Linked DNA regions of Homo sapiens: region 2 is linked to region 1. Evidence: chromatin loops called from intact Hi-C (ENCODE). Cell type or tissue: ascending aorta. All regions are shown on one strand.

Region 1 (5,000 bases):
TGCCTCCCAGGCCATTCTGACGTGTAACCGCATATAGGAGCCCACTGGCTGAGTAGCTACCATCATCGCTGGTGGGGAAACTGGTGGTAGGGGTGTGAGGGTAGTGGGGGTGTCAGCCCCCCAGGTGTTTCAGAACAAGGCCTCGGGCACTCCCAAGTCTGCCTCTTGGCTCCCACCCTCAAAGCCCATGTTCTGTGAGGCCCAAGAGAACACATGGAGTCTTAGCAAATGCACTAATGTATTCCGGGGGACTGTCACCTGGCACCACTGGGGCACTCTGCTGGCTACAACTCATACGTCCTGTGGTGGCATTGGGAGAGTTCCCCCATGATGAGGGCCAAGATAGAATCTGTACCACTCAGTGCTACCATCCCCACCCCTACACCACTTCCACACAGGGGCCTCATGGCATGGTCAGGGTCCCAGCTGTGGGTGAGAGCAGGGCACTGTCCAGCTGTCCACTGGGGAAGTCAAGATGTCCTAAGGCCCAGGTCAGGGCATCTGGAGTCTGAAGGACCCTAGTTCCTAGAGGCATCTGGCAGCAAGAAGGTGAGGCATCAGGGAACGGGAATCAGGCTGGGACTGATCAGAGGTGAAGGGACAGAGAGAGGAGAGGAGGAAGATTGAGCTGGGGGCAACAGCCAAGCTCACCTGGGCAGGTCTCTGCCACCTCCTTGCTCTGTGAGCTGTCAGTCTAGGTTATTCTCTTTTTTTGTGGCTATTTTTAATTGCTTTGGATTTGTTAAATGTTTTCTGTCTTCTGTTAAGTGTGTTTTCTCTGGAGATAGAATGTAAACCATATTAAAAGGAAAAAGTTTCAGACAAGCAATTACCCAGTTTCCTTATCTATAAAATGGGGACATCAGCAATGTTCTTCACACCCTGCAAGGGCTGGGAATCTGCGCATGTGAACTTGGAGCTGCATTTATGAGCACTGTAGACAAATGTTTGTATCTGTCACAGCCCACTGTGTCTCTGTGGTGGTCTCAAACCTGCAGGTCCCTGACTTTGGGCAAACGTGTGGGGCAGCCTTTAGCCGGGGCAGCCTTTAGCCAATCATCATCCTCGGGAGAGATCCAGAGGGCCCACCCACCAAGGCAGAGGGGTTGAGGTCCGGGCTTGCTGGGCCCAGCCTCACTACAGCCCCTTCTGCAAAGCATCATGAAACGGGGTCAGAGGGAGAGTCCGGCAACTAGGATGAGGTCAGCAGACTCCCCTATGCTCAGAAGCCACCTCGCTGCATCTGGGGAGGTCTGGCAGTTTGAGGAGACCATCCCCGGGCTTCCTCACTAATACCCAGCTGTGTGAAAGAGGTCAATGGCACCTTTGGAAGGCGCTCCCTCCCAGTAGAATACAGGTTTGTGGTTGGGGCTTCTGGCAGTGTCCCAAGCTCCTGCAGAGAGGCCCAGGGGAATTCCTTTCCCTTCAAGCTAAGCCTCCTGGTGGGGCCCTTGTAGAGCAGTTACATTCTCCTTCCTTCTTGCCACTGGGGTGGGGGTGGGGAGAGTGGAAAGGGAGGTAGAGAGGGGAGTGGAGGTGGGGGTGGGAATGGAGAGGGGAGTGGGGCTGGGGGTGGAGAGGGGACTGGAGAAGGGAATGGAGAGGGAAGTGGGGGTGGGGGTGGGAGGTGGAGAGGGGAGTGGGGGTGGGGGTGGAAGGTGGGGATGGGAGGCGAAGAAGGGAGTGAGTGGGACACAAGGCACTGCCCAGAGCGGGCAGGCTGGGAAGCGCTTTGCGGCTCCCAGAAAACAGATGTTCGTGGGGCTGGCCAGTCACTCCAGGGGCCAGTGGTCTGCCAGGCCTTCGGAGAGGGGACGGGGCAACTCTCTCAAGGCGGGATGCTGGTTTTCCGCACCCCTGGGAGAGACGGAGCCCCCGGACCAGGGGAAGCCCCTTCCGTTTCTCTCATTGCTGAGGGGTCCCTGGGCCGAGGAGCGGGACTGGATGTGGAGCGCGCCCGCGGTCACCAGGGGGCGCCCCGGAGCCTCGGCGCCGCGCCCCAGGCGGGCGGGGCCGGCACACAGTCCCCAGAAAAGGTCCTGCCGCCTGGGGCTCACTTGCTTGTCCAGAGCCATGGGTTTACACAAGGACATTTCCGGGCGGTCCTTTTTTCTTTTGAGATACCAGCCAGCCTGGCTAAAGCCCTTTGCCATCTTCAAAAGGCACAGATTGTTCCCCGTTGCTCAGGCTTTTTGTTGTAATACAAGCAAAATTATCCCAAAGGCGAGGTTCATGATACAGGAAGTCGGCGCCTCAGCCTCCAGAGATGGCGTCCCTCCTCTAGCCCCTCGGAAGCGGGGAGAAGGCTCACAAGGAGCCGCTGGTCCCAGGGCGTGACGCTGGCCCCAGAGCGTGGCCCTGCCCACCTTCGGAGAAGTGGGATGAGACAGTGGAGGAGAAGGCACCCCAAACCGTACTGCTAAGGCTGCCGGTGCTGCGGGTGAGGGGCAGTGACAACACGGGGGGGTCTCTTTCAGGCGGCTCTGGGAGCGCGCCCCGGGTGGTGAGCCCTTCGCCAGCCTGAGAGCCCCTTAGCTTGGGGCTCAAGGGCAACAAACAGCACCCTGTGTCCCTGAGACCTGTTCACTGATACTGGGTGGAGACCTCCAAAGCCTAATGGAAACGGTATTGCTGTTTTGTAAGTGGCTGTGAGCTTGGGGCCATGGCCAGCACCTTTCATTTACTGCAATGTGACCTTGGACTAGAGACTTAAACTCTGGGAGCCTCCATCTCTTTGCCTGGAAAATAATCATTCCTATATCACCTTATATTAAACAAAGGAGAGGCAAAGTGCCTGGTGCATTGGAGGTTCTCTGGGGAAGTGTCTGTTCCTCTTGTCTGCCCAGCCCTTGGGGCCTGTGGTGCCTGAGGAGAGACTGGCCTGGGATGGCCCTGCCCCTGCAGCAAGTGCCCAGTGGCCCAGGAGGTCGTGGTGGGTGCATCACAGGGTGGCAGTGAGACCTGGAGGGGCTTGGTGCCCCAGGGACCAGTTGTGCCTATCAGTGTCACAGCCTAAAGCCTCGTCTTATGTGGTAATTGCGACCCAGCAAAAACACACACTTCTTCAGGCCGGTACCGGTACCCTGGGCTGTTAAGGCTACAGAATTTTCCTGAAAGGTACTTTCTGACTCCATGGAGACCGGGTCAAACCCTTACACTTTCTTCAGCGTTAGGGACAGGAAAATCCCCCTAGTGGGTTAACTTTCTATCATTAAGGGCTGTCAAGAACACCTCTTCCCAGCCCGAGAGTCCCCTACTTCTCTATGTGGGCTGTCCCGCAGCATACACCAACACACACAAACCACAAACGCAGGGTGGAGGCTCTTGGGGCTTCCCGCTCCCGCGCCCCTGCCCCCGACAACTGTTCCTACAGAGGGGATTATCTTGGGGAATCCCGAGTGCCAAAACTAAGCTCTTACTAGTGGTTTTCAAACTTGACCTTCCACCAGAATGCCCTGGAGGGCTCCTTAAAACTTGGACGGGAAGACTAAGTGTTTTCGGTTCAGCAGGCTGGGAGAGGGGCGTGGTAGGAATTTGCATATCTAACCAGTTCCCAGGGCAGCTGGTGCTTGGACCACCTGTGGAAAGCCACCTGGGATTTAGATCAATCCCTGAACAGCCAGAGCTGAAGAACAGCAGTGACCACACCCCAGGCCTCCACCAGAAGATATGAAGTGGCGTGTGTTAACAGCACAGGTGGAAATCCCTGTGGTGCCATCACCCTCTCCCCAATGCCTCCCTCTACCCAGCACACTGGAGCTCAGGACCGAGGACTCACCCCAACTCTCTCCAGGCCTACACCTGCTGCTTAAGTCACCCACCAACTCTGCACAGGGACCCACAGGGTGCCCGGCCTGGGGAGTGCAGGATGGGGGCAGGCAGGGTGAGACAGGTGTCACAGAAGTGAGCATGAGGAGGTGGGATGGCAGGAGAGGGAGGGGAGCAAGCTGTGGGGCCTCGCAGCCTGGGCAGGTCAAGGAGGCAGAGTGTGAGGTTTGTACCATGCCTGGTGGTCACAGGCAGCCCAGCACAGCTTGGACCAGGAGCCAGAAGCTCCTGAAGGGTGTGATGTCTGGCCTGGCCAGCCGAGGGGACGCCTCAGGGGCTGGCTGAGGCCGTCTGGCAGCAGGTTCCAGCCGGCCCTCTGATCTGCCACTGTCTGGCAATCCCCAGCTGCCCAGAGTTGCCTGGATGCCTGGGCTAGCTCTGGCCTGGGAGCTATAGAAGGGTGTCTGAGTTACTGAAGAGGGAGGACTAGGACTAGTGAGCCAAGACTAGTGAGGAGAGAAAGTCCGGGAGCCAACCCAATCTCAACTGCAGAACCCCCCAAAAAACAGCCTCACCACGATAAGACTTGCCATTAGGCGGTACAAATATGTTGAATTAGACCAAGATAGGGCCACAAAGCCCAACCAAGATTCCCGCATGAAACATCAGAGGATGTGAATGACCGCAAGACTAGGGCTCCACTTGCCCTGCCCAGTGGGTGGTCCCCCAAGCCTAGGCCCTGCAGAGTCCAGCCAGTGCCCAAGGGCTGTGTTTGGCATCAGACATGTATTTAGCCCACATGATGTTTCAAGATTTGGGAAATTCCTCATGAAATTCCAGATAATCTATCCTCTTCTGAAAAATCAGAAAGGGTCTGGCTGCACCAGGCCCACGGTCCTGCACAGTAGGGATGGTTTGATCTGATGGGCGGCTGACTCCTTGAGTGGAGACCCACTCCCCACACCTGCGCTGCCTGCTGTGAGCATCTGAGCCTATAAGCCCCTGTGTAGCCCCACACCCCACTTTACAAATGAGAGTACTGGGGACCAGGGGCCACAGGTGAGACCCTGCAGATATGTGGCGGGACCAGCAGGGAACAGAGAGGGACTGACTCCTCTTGTCCGCTGAATGGTGTGATGGGCTGAGGACGGACCTGTTCTCGGCAGCAGTTCACATGGACAAAGGTCTCGGGGGAAGGGGAAAGGGGGAAGACCCCCAAGGTGATTTCTGCC
Region 2 (5,000 bases), 1.1 Mb after region 1:
AGATGGTGATGATGTTGTACAACAACGTGAATGTACAAACTTTACATTATGTACATCTTACCACAATAAAAAAATCTTTTAAAATATAAACCAAAAAAAAAACCTCTTTATAATCTCTTTCAAGTGAGGAATTACCAAGTGCTCAACAGGCTGCTTAGAATGGGAGGCAGGGGTGAGGGGCAATGCCAGGCACATGACCCGCTTTGTACACTTACGATTGCTGCTATTTATTGAGTGTCTACCCTCTCTGCCAGCTCCTACACTAAGCACTTTACATGTACTCATTCTAATCCTAAAAAAAGAGAAAAGGAAAGAAAAACAGGAGCCTGCAAGGCTTCGAGGTGCATTGTATTTCCCACATTTTACAGAATCAACTTAGTGTCCTTGTGGTAAGAGTGTTTCTGGTGAGATGGTAAAGTCGTGTGTTTGTGAATTGTACATCATTCAATTCAATTCTTTTGGAGTTAATGATTCTACAAGAAAATATAGTCGAACTAGACATTCACTTACAGTGGAGCTCCGCTGGGTTCCCTAACTCTTAGTAACAGAGCTGCCCCCTCCGCTTCCCCTCACGCCCAGAGTCCTAGTAACAGAGTTGCCCGCGGAGAGGCTGCTGCTCTCAGGCCCTGGTCAGGGTGATGGATGTGAGTTTGCTCAGTCCTTCCTCCACGTGGGATAACCGAGAATATCCAGAATTTTTACCTAAATTGGAACTGGCACACAAAGCGTAAAGTCTGGCAAAAGAGGACTAAGCAGATACATGTGAAACTACCACAGTCAAACAGCCTCTAGTGGCACAGCTGTGGGACATCGATGCACTTGTCAATGGTGGGGACTGGACAGGAGGCTGCAGGCCACTGCACCGTCCTAAGGCCACTCAGGACAAGGCCAGTCCCCAATTTGTTTCACTGTGAGACAGCTGCGCAGTCAGAGCCCAGATACGGTCACCAGACTCCCGGACTTGGATTCAGCTCCACATCGTGTCACCCTGGCTAAAGGATGTACACCTCTGCGTGACTGGGTTTGTCACCTGGCAGCATGGATGCTCAAGCGACTGACCTGTCAGGACAGCAGCAAATGAACTGAAGCTGGGGGAGCGTGCAGGCTGGTGCTGTGTGGAGCTCTGGGGCAGAAGGCACTCACCAGGGGTGCCCAGAGCCGGGGTCTGTGAGTCGCGCGCTGGGTCCGGGTCACAGGCGCTGGGTGAACAGATTGAGAAGACAAAATGAGGATGTACTCCTTACATGCTCACGAAAAGCCTTCTTCCCCTTCGTTGGGAACGACCCCCCCAGACACTAGACCCAGGCCACACCTGGAGTCAGCCGCAGGCAACTCAGAGGAGCGCGAGCCCGGGAGCCTCGGGAGGGCCTCGGAGGTGGGTGGGGGTGAGGGGAGCCTCAGGAGGGCCGCGGGTGGTGAGGGGGGCCTCTGGAAGGTCTGGAGCCCGCTGAAGGCAGGCGATGACGCAGGCCCAGTGCACATGTCCCAGGGCTCCTGTCTAGGCACACGGAAGCTGCATGTTCGTTTCTTTGTACCCATATCACACTTACTGTATTTCTTCTTCTTCTTTCTTTTCCTCCCCCAGCAGCTCTAAGCGCCCTACAGCTTCCATGGAAAGGCAAAAGGGACTTCCCTATTGCACCGTCTGCGGGTACCACTGTTCCAGCCCTGAAGGGACTAGGGGATGCTGCGCTGTGGGGAAAGTCCGGGTGGCAGGAGATGGCGGGGCTCCTGGAGGAGGTGCTGGGATGCGCTGCTGTGGCTGCTGAGAAAGGTCCTGAGGGCGCAGCCCGCCCTTTCCCCGAGCTGCGAGCTGCGAGCTGCGAGGGAGCCCGGCGGGGAGGACCGGCAGGGTCTCTGGGAGGGAGGAACAGGGGAGCCTGGAGTCTCAGGGCTGCCGGGAGCAGAGGCGCTCTGGGTGGTGAACGTCCCCAGCCTGCCCTCCCTGCTCACTGCGGAGTCACGCGCCCGCTCTGCTCTGGGCCTCCCCTCAGCTCTGGCCTCCAGGCAGTTTCCTTTCTGCCAGGTAGATTCTGTGCGACTTCATTTATTCAGAATCTGGATCAGCAAATGAACATTCAGGTAGGAAAGGGGTGTTTGGAAGGGTGGAGAGGTTTCCAAGCAGGCGCCCACCTGAGGGGCCCCCTGAAGGGAAACAAAGGGGACTTAAAGCCAGGTTTCCAGCTCGGCCACCCCTTCCTTTTTTTGTCTTTTTTCTTTTTTAAAAAAATATAAACAAAGAGCTTGAATTATTTTGAAATAACTATTGGTAGCTGGACTGTGTTCTCTTGACCACAACATTGCTCTGGGACTGAACCGCGTGGGTCTCTGCTCTTCCTAAGTGTTACATAAGAATAGCGAACCCATGAGGTCAGCTTCTAAACCAGTTTCTTCCCATAACCTCCTGGACCAAGGCCCAAGCAAGGCCGAGAGGAGCTCAAGGTCCCACTCTCACCAGGACGGGCCTCTCTCTCTAGTTGGCAGGAGGCGATGAATGTCGCCCAGTAATTTAAGGTTGTTCATGTTTGGGTAGAAAAGCCAAGCACAGGCCCATATTCTAGAGGATTGCTTGTGGCAGGCAGAAGGCCATCAAAGGCAAACCCAAACAAACAAAAAAGTGTCTTTTGAAGCTAATGGAGCAGATCAGATTGGTGAAAAGTAGATTAACAATAGCATTTGGAACAAAACTTTCAGCATAGTGCTTGCCCGAAAGTACTTACAGCCCTTTAAAATTGAGAGTGGGACCAGGCACTATGGCTCACAACTGTAATCCCAGCACTTTGGGAGGCTGAGGCGGGCAGATCACTTGAGTCCAGGAGTTTGAGACCAGCCTGGGCAACATAGTGAAAACCTGCCACTACTAAAAATACAAAGAGTAGCCGGGCACAGTGGCGCTCACCTGTAATCCCAGCTACTTGGAGGCTGAGGCACGAGAATTGCTTGAACCTGGGAGGCAGAGGTTGCAGTGAGCCAAGGTCGTGCCACTGCACTCCAGCCTGGATAACAGAGTGAGACTCTGTCTCAAAAATAAAATAAAATAAATAACATTGTCACTGGGTGGAATTGTAGACAAGGCAAAGATGTGTCTACACAGTTCCAACCAAGAGTAAGGCAATTATAAAAATCCACTTTTGCATACCTAAGGGCATTGCCTAGATATTTGGAATCATATATTTGGTTAATTTGAGTTTTTTCATAGAAAGCAGGTAAACATAGCCAACTTTTATAATGAAGTAAATTTTCAATCTCATGTTAACCTTAACTCTTTCATAGTCTGAATAGACCATATTCACAGTGATATGAGAGCCAGACATTTTAAATAAAATCACAGGAATAATGTTCTTTGTTTATGTCACAATTACACTAAGCCAGCAGTCCCCAACCTTTTTGGCACCAGGGACCAGTTTCATGGAAGACAATTTTTCCACAGGCAGGGTGTATGGGTCAGGATGAAACAGTTCCACCTCAGATCATCAGGCATTAGTTAGATTCTTATAAAGAACGTGCAGCCTAGAACCCTCATATGTGCAGTTCACAGTAGGGTTCATGCTCCTATGAGAATCTAATGCCACTACTGATCTGACAGGAAGCAGAGCTCATGCAGCAATGCTCACTCACCACTCACCTCGTGCTGTAGCATCCCAGTTCCTAACAGGCCACAGACCAGTATCAGCCCATAGGTTGCAGACCCCTGCTCTAAGTAGTCCAAAATGGCTTACCAAATGCAGCCTTCCAAATATGCCAGATATTCTCATTGTGCGCTAAAATTTCTTTATTATAAAAGTCAGAGTTAGTAAATAAAGTTACAAAAACAAAAGACACATATAATATAATGTAAAATATAATCCAAATCATGACTCCTTCCGTATGACTTTCTAAAATGTAGTATTTTTCTTGGAAAATGTCACAACTTGTAAGTGTGGCAAAAACTCACTAGAAACAGCATTCTGAGTACTCCAGTGACAACATTGTTAAAACACTCTGAGTCCATGCATTTAATATTCTATATTAAGGCCTCTCTACTCCCATAATTTCCCCTACATAGCACTATGAAGTCATGTAAGGGTAGTCAGAAGGAAACAAAACTATTAAAAATATCCTCCAAAAATGAAAAGATGCCAAAAAATCACACAAGGACTTAATAACCATGGTATTTACAATGGAAAAGAATGCTTCTGCCAGAAACTCTGTTTTTACTAGCCCAGACTTTTTTTCATGTTTAATTTTATATACAAGCTTTTTGCCTGGATTTATGATTAAATTATTTTCTTTTCAACTCCTCTTTGTTACCTTGGTTTTATCAATATTGAACCACTTGAATTCTGCAGCAATAGCAAACGAAAGTAAAAACCAACTTCTATACACAGTGCTGATTAGGCCCAGCTCTAATCACTGAACCAACTGTAGGAGACAGATACTATTATGTTGCTCTGTACAAACGAAAGAGCTGAAGTACTCAGAGGCTGAGTAACTGCCCAAGGTCACACAGTTGCTAAGTGGTAGACCTGGGAATTGAACTCAGGCAAGGCTGGCTCCAGAGCCTATGTTTCCACCACTTTTCTAAGCTATCTTTTTATAGCATTTCTAGAACTCTCAGAGCAGCAATCCAGTGATGTTAGCCCAAACTCATCAATTTTGCAAGTTATAGGATCTGTCTGCTCCTTGAACAAACCTTTCTTGAGCATGAATTGGATTCATGTTTTTGCATCTGTACAAAAGGCACAGGGACAGACGGGGGAAAAATTGTGTCTACTACTACTGAAAGATTCAGAGTCTCTGAGTAAGATGAAGTCATAAAAGTTTCATTTGTCTTTTGGCACGGGGAGGGGCTGAGCTCAGACTGCAGCATCTGCTCAGCATAGCCTCCTCCTCCTCCTCCCAAGTCATTCACTCTGGAGTGAGGGGGAGCCTTCGCTCTGCTCCCCAAAGCTCTTTCCTGACCTAAGATCCTGCCCTCGACCACCCTCGCGCATGAACTCACCATGGTTCTCCGCAGGTCT

The links. A loop is a pair of places that touch in the nucleus more often than their neighbours do. Peaks named below come from ENCODE experiments on the same cell type or tissue, not always from the same donor. Only the 100,000 strongest peaks of a DNase experiment are listed, where the experiment ranks them.
Region 2: a loop joins it to region 1, with 4 times the contacts of the local background. A loop is called at or near these places in 2 of 110 quality-filtered maps.

Annotation. Positions count from the first base shown.
Region 1 is chr10:44,972,090-44,977,089 of GRCh38, reverse strand. All of the region lies in intron 3 of RASSF4 (Ras association domain family member 4), which reads right to left. It overlaps DEPP1 (DEPP autophagy regulator 1), which reads left to right. Exons shown (of 2, transcript NM_007021.4): 2 at 1-962. Among named protein-coding and RNA genes, the nearest start is that of DEPP1, 4.2 kb to the left of the region's middle. RefSeq lists enhancers at 901-1,604, 2,142-2,291, 3,241-3,902, 3,903-4,565 and a silencer at 1,862-2,081. In ascending aorta, a CTCF peak has its summit at 1,963 (motif pointing right); a DNase peak (open chromatin) is centred at 1,979; H3K4me3 peaks cover 2,850 bases; H3K27ac peaks cover 4,085 bases.
Region 2 is chr10:43,822,526-43,827,525 of GRCh38, reverse strand. No RefSeq gene overlaps it. Among named protein-coding and RNA genes, the nearest start is that of LINC00619, 20 kb to the left of the region's middle. In ascending aorta, no CTCF peak of the experiment used is centred here; a DNase peak (open chromatin) is centred at 2,405; H3K27ac peaks cover 5,000 bases.